2 separate regions of the Homo sapiens genome follow, and region 1 is linked to region 2. The links are chromatin contacts, found by Hi-C in ENCODE. All regions are on one chromosome and are shown on one strand. Each heading gives the region's core, a stretch centred on a gene start or an enhancer-like site at or near the end of the contact. The rest is flanking DNA. Distances are from core to core; before and after follow the strand shown. Region 1 holds the start of TMEM108 (transmembrane protein 108). Region 2 has its middle 55 kb from the start of TMEM108.

Evidence for each region. Hi-C counts contacts between places; a loop is a spot of excess contacts on that map. Pooled maps may share reads with other maps.
Region 1: a loop to region 2 is called in a map of gastrocnemius medialis, with 4 times the contacts of the local background. The contact joins the promoter of TMEM108 here to the enhancer-like site in region 2. A Hi-C loop is called at or near these places in 2 of 168 maps with a recorded cell type or tissue (DLD1 and gastrocnemius medialis) and 1 of 50 pooled maps.

Annotation. Positions count from the first base shown.
Region 1 is chr3:133,037,007-133,039,706 of GRCh38, forward strand. TMEM108 (transmembrane protein 108) reads left to right here and starts at 1,385. Exons shown (of 6, transcript NM_023943.4): 1 at 1,385-1,429. RefSeq lists an enhancer at 1,079-1,373.
Region 2 is chr3:132,981,908-132,984,607 of GRCh38, forward strand. No RefSeq gene overlaps it. Among named protein-coding and RNA genes, the nearest start is that of TMEM108, 55 kb to the right of the region's middle. Within about 2 kb of position 1,389, at least 2 of the 41 ENCODE cell types and tissues checked have a DNase peak (open chromatin) inside an H3K27ac peak, as active enhancers do; they include gastrocnemius medialis, where a contact is called at or near this core.

The DNA.
Region 1 (2,700 bases), core at 135-2,634, 55 kb after region 2:
TGATAGGGACAATGTGATGAACAATGTCTGAGATTGCTAGGTGGGCTTCACTTCTGGGGATGAGAAGCCAGAGAAGTTCAGGACACACTGACAAAGGTGAAGTTTTCTCTAAGCGACAGTTTGATCACCTTGATAGTGAGAGAGAAATGCTGAAGCAGGGTTATACCACCTGGTTTCAAGAGATGAGAGATGAAGGTTTTGGAGAATTCAGCACTTAAGAATCTTGAACCACGGCGGTACACTACTGGGTAATAAGAGCTTGGCTACGCTGAACGACAAAGGTTCTAGCTGGCCAGTCCGAAAACACTGAGTCCTTAGGTCAAATTTGAGAAATGACAGGGCCAGTGGGAGTCCTAACTTCTAGACTCTGGAATTACTGACAGAAGAATATTTGGACAGTTTTTAAGACCCTCAAGGCATATTATTTTACAACCTCTTTAGCTTATGCCTGAATTTGTGCTGTGACTGTTAGCTTCCCGGATGTTTTCTCCACATGCTTCTTTCTGAACTAGCCTGTATAGTTCTACAACAAATTGTTACGTTTTGAGAAGCAGGGACCACTTATACCACTTCTCTGGCCAAGTGTCTGGCACCGCGCCACTCAGACACACACGCCCAACCCTTTAGGATTAACGTAGACACAGTGTTCTCTTCCATGGCCATTCCGTCTCCACTTCTGGTTCCACACTCCAGTCACCAAGTTGGCATGATTGCTGCTCCATAGACCAAGGGTGGGTAATGTGGGGATTAAACACACCTTCCCTCAGCTGGTGCCCAAACTGTAAGCATCACCGGGACACCCCATGTAGCCACAGGAACGCTTCTCATCAGTGGAAGAAGGACAAGAAAGGTCGTGCAAGTTTCAAATTACGTGGAGCTGGGGCTACAGCCATTACTTTCGGACAGGTGCAATTCAAAGCGTGATCCTCCGACCAAGAGCTTCGTCATCGCCACCTGGGAGCTTATTAGAAATGCAGGATCTCAGGTCTCCACCCCAGACCTTCTGGATCAGAATCCGCATTTTAACAAGAGAGTCAAGTGATTCTTATTTATATTAGAATTTGAGAAGTCAATTGATCTGGTAATTGATCAACTGAGTGCCACTTAGCCCCCGAAAACAGAGACCCTTTGTGCCCGCCTCGCACCCGCTCTGCTAGGTAGCAACCGAACCCCCAGAGACATCGGAGCGGGCGCTGCCGAGGGCAATTTGGTGATTGGCTGGTCTCACCACGTGACCGGCGCTGAGCCTTCCGTGCGACCGGATTGGCTGTCGCGGACGCTGACGGACAAGGCCGGGGCGGGCCAGAGCCTGGTCGGAGGGGCGCGCGCGGGGGCCCGAGGGGCGAAGGCGCGAGTGCGCGAGAGCGCGTGCGCGAGCGGTGGGGCTTTCTCCTGAGCCGTCGGAGGGAGCCGGAGCGCTTCTCCCGAGGTAAGCGGCGCTCCGGGGCGTCCCCCCAGTCCTTCCCATGCTGGGTCCCGGCAAGCGGGTTAGGCTGGGCTGGGCGGGGCTCGGGGAGGTGTGGGGTCAGCTTGCCCCGGGAGCCCAGCTTCAGGGAGGATGCAGCCCCGGTTGCCTTGGTTTCCCTTTTCCTATCCTCTCAGGCACCTTCCCATCCTCCCCACTGCGTGACGGGTCTGCCCGAGGGGAGTTGCCCACCTGGCAGCCCTGCCTCCGCCTTTGTTTCCCGCCTGGAGGGTTGCTGGCATGAACCCCCTCCCCAGGTGGAGGGTGCGGGTGATGGGGCGCGGGCGTCAGGAGCGCTGGACCTGGGCTGGGGCCGAGGAGGAGGTGGCTTTAATGCAGGGGGACCTGTCACATGGGGAAACGAAGAAGAAGAAATGTAGTGTCACTTTGGCCAGCCCGAGGGACTCGAACTAATCCTGCGGCCGCGAGCGGAGCCGAATTCCTAGCGCAGCTGTGCGAAGAGCCCTCCTGCCTAGGTGCCGGCGGCCTCGCCGGGGACGGAGCCTCCGTGCTGCCCGGGAGGTTGCTCTGCCGGCTGGACCTGGCGGTTTTCACCCCAGAGTTGCAGCGAAATTGAACGCTTTGAGCCTGCTGGAGGAATCCAGAGATTGGTTCAGGGGCTATTTTTTTTTTTAAGCAGTTGGGCACCGGTGGAGCCGGTCTAAATGAAAGTCTACAAAAACCAATTTCAGATGCAGCGTAACTGATGACTGGTAAATGGTGAGGAGGGAAATGCCTGCAGTGAACTGCAGACCACCACACTGAGATTCTTCCTTAAGAAGATAGGGGTTTTTTTCGGAGGAAAGGTTGTAGTTTCTGCAAACAGGTTTTTCTGGGGGTACCCAGGAAGGTTATTACTTATTTTCAGCATGTTACTGGGTTGTGGGGAGAGGGAAGGCAGGGTCTAAACTAAACCTACTCACACGTCCTTAATTCTTTGAAAAGTGTGTGCTCGATGAAGACCATTTGGCTGCCAAAAGAGGTTTGTATGGGAGTCCGGGGGAGATGGATTGTTGCCTTTAAATCATACTTTAAAAAGGGGAAGGTATGTCCAGGAACTTAAGAGCAGGTCAAGCTATGGAAAGTATTCCCTGCCTCTCCTCCATTTCCCCAGACAGCTCATAGGCAAACATAAAAAGTCCCTTCAATTTTCCACGGGTTAACTTCTTGATTTGTTGGATACACCTGGTAATCTACTCTGTAAGAAATGGTTCAACTAACTCATTATGAAGATA
Region 2 (2,700 bases), core at 139-2,638:
ACTGCTCCCTTGTAGGCTCTGCCAATAGTGGGCACTAGAGACTGACTGCAAGATTGGAAAAGGAAAAAGGGATTTGCTTCCCTGGTTTGCTTTCTGTTCCTGTGAGCATTGCCCTAGCAAGGCTTCTTTGCCTTGGTAGTGACAATTTGACAATGGTAGTTTATTCCTGTAGCAGCAGCTGAATCCAGTTTGCAGTCTCTCCAACATCACAGAACCAGCCTCATTGATACCTCTCAGAGATACCTGCACCAACTTGTGCCCATTCCTCAGAGCTCTGGAGCCCAGCTGACAGGATTCTCCCCTAAGTCTCTACATTTTAATAATTCCAACCTTTTCCCTTTGTTCCCTCAGCCCTAGGGGTGTTAGCTGCCTCCCACATTTGCTATGTTCTTGAAACCTTAGTATTCCCTTTTTACTCTTTCAGTTACCTAGTTAACAATTCTGTATATTAAATTCTCTGTTCAAAATAACTAGTGTGATGTTGGCAAGAATGTGGAGAAATTGGATCCTTTTGCACTGTTGGTGGGAATGTAAAATGGCAGCCACTGTGGAAAACAGTATGATGATTCCTCAAAAAACTAAAAATAGAGTTATCATATGATCTAGCAATTCCACTTCTGGGTGTATAGCCAAAAGAATTGAAAGAGGGGATCTCAAAGAGATATTGATAGCAGCCATATTGATAGCAGCACTATTCACAATAGCCAAGAGGTAGACGCTACCCAAGCATCCATTAATAGACAAATAGATAAACAAAACGTGGTATGTACCTACGGTGGGATATTAATTGGCCTTAAAAAGGGAGGAAATTCTGACAAATGCTACAACATGGATGAAGCTTCAGGACATTATGCTATGAAATAAGCTAGTCACAAAAAGACAAATACTGCATGTTTCCACTTATAGGAATCTAGAATAGTCAAACTCAGAGACAGAAAGTAGAATGGTGGTTTCTAGAGGCTGAGGCATGGGAAAATGGAAGGTTGTTGTTTAATAGGTATATATTTCAGCTTTGCAAGTGAAAAAGTTCTGCAGATTAGTTGTGCAACAATGTGAATAGACTCAATATTACTGAACCATATGCTTAAAATGATTAAAATGGTAAATTTTATGTGTATTTTACCACAATTAAAAGAAAATCTGGCATGAATTCTATCTTTTGAGTGGACCTTGAATAGTGTGGCAATTAAAGAAATTTTAGTATTAGTCTTGGTAAAGGTGGGTGGGGAGGAAGACAATAATGAAATAAACAACTTAGATCTTAGTGGCTTCACAAAATAAAAAGTTAGCTGTCTGATCCTGCCACAGTCAATGTGGCCAGAAGGACAGTTTGCTCCTAGGGTCATTCAGGGACTCAGCTTTGCATGAGCTCACCACCTTCAACACATGGCCTCTAAGGTTACCACAGAAGGAACACTGCCCAGAGGATTTATGGGCTAGGCTGGATATGCAGACATCATATTTGCCAGATTTTCCACTGGCCAGAACTTAGTCACATGACCCAAATTTAGCTGTACAGGAAGTTGGGAAGTTTTCCTGAGAGCTCAGGTGAAAAATAAAATGAGTTGGGTGAGCATACAGCATTGTTACTACAACTTTAATGAAGGAGAGTGGTATTTAGGCTGAGCCTTGAAAAATGAGTCATGTCCTATCTTCATCTCCGTATTTCTTGCCTTTACTGAAGAGCCTAACATAGTTTCCTGATCTAAGCATCTCTTGGATGATGGATGGATGAATCAAAACATGGTTTTCTATAACCACCAAACTACAAAGTGTCTAGAGAAAGAGAACCAGTATATTCTATGTCTAGCAGAACTATTGTCTGGTGTCTTATTTTAGGTCCTGAGAATATATGATAAAGCTGATTGCCACCACTCAGTACAGTTTTCTTTTCTTTTCTTTTTGAGATGGAGTCTCGCTCTGTCGCCCAGGCTGGAGCACGGTGGTGCAATCTCAGCTCACTGCAAGCTCCACCTCCTGGGTTCACGCCATTCTCCTGCCTCAGCCTCCTGAGTAGCTGGGACTACAGGCAACCACCACCACGCCCAGCTAATTTTTTGTATTTTTAGTAGAGACGGGGTTTCACCGTGTTAGCCAGGATGGTCTCAATCTCTTGACCTCGTGATCCACCCGCCTTGGCCTCCCAAAGTGCTGGGATTACAGGCGCGAGCCACTGCGCCCGGCCGATTTTTTTCTTTCAGCATTAGGAACTAGACACAAAGAAGTTGGTGAGTGGCTTGCTTCCACAGTTCAGTGAGAAAATGAATGGCTTTTATGGCTTAGCCTAAATAGCCTAATATCACTTCTATTACTTGTATTGATCAAAGCCAAGAATGATGACCCCAAAATGTGACAGATTCTGGTAGACAATGTTGAGATCACACATGAAGTCCTTTGCTTCTCATATTGATGTGAATCCTTGGTCCCTCCCAGTTTCTGGCACAAGTGCTAGATATGTGGAGAGCAGGTCATGCCTATCTTGAGACACGCCTAAGCTTGACTGACTCATTGAGCCTGTGGAAGATTGCCCATGTATGAAGGCATTTGTCCTTTTCCTTCTTTCTTTCTTTTTTATTGGCTTGTTTGAGGAGATATTAATAAAAATAAAACCAATAAAAGGAAAATGACTGTAATTAATGCTAATAAAGGGTAGAACCAGATTGCTGAGTGCATCTGTTCAATCTGGCTTTTTGAGTAGTT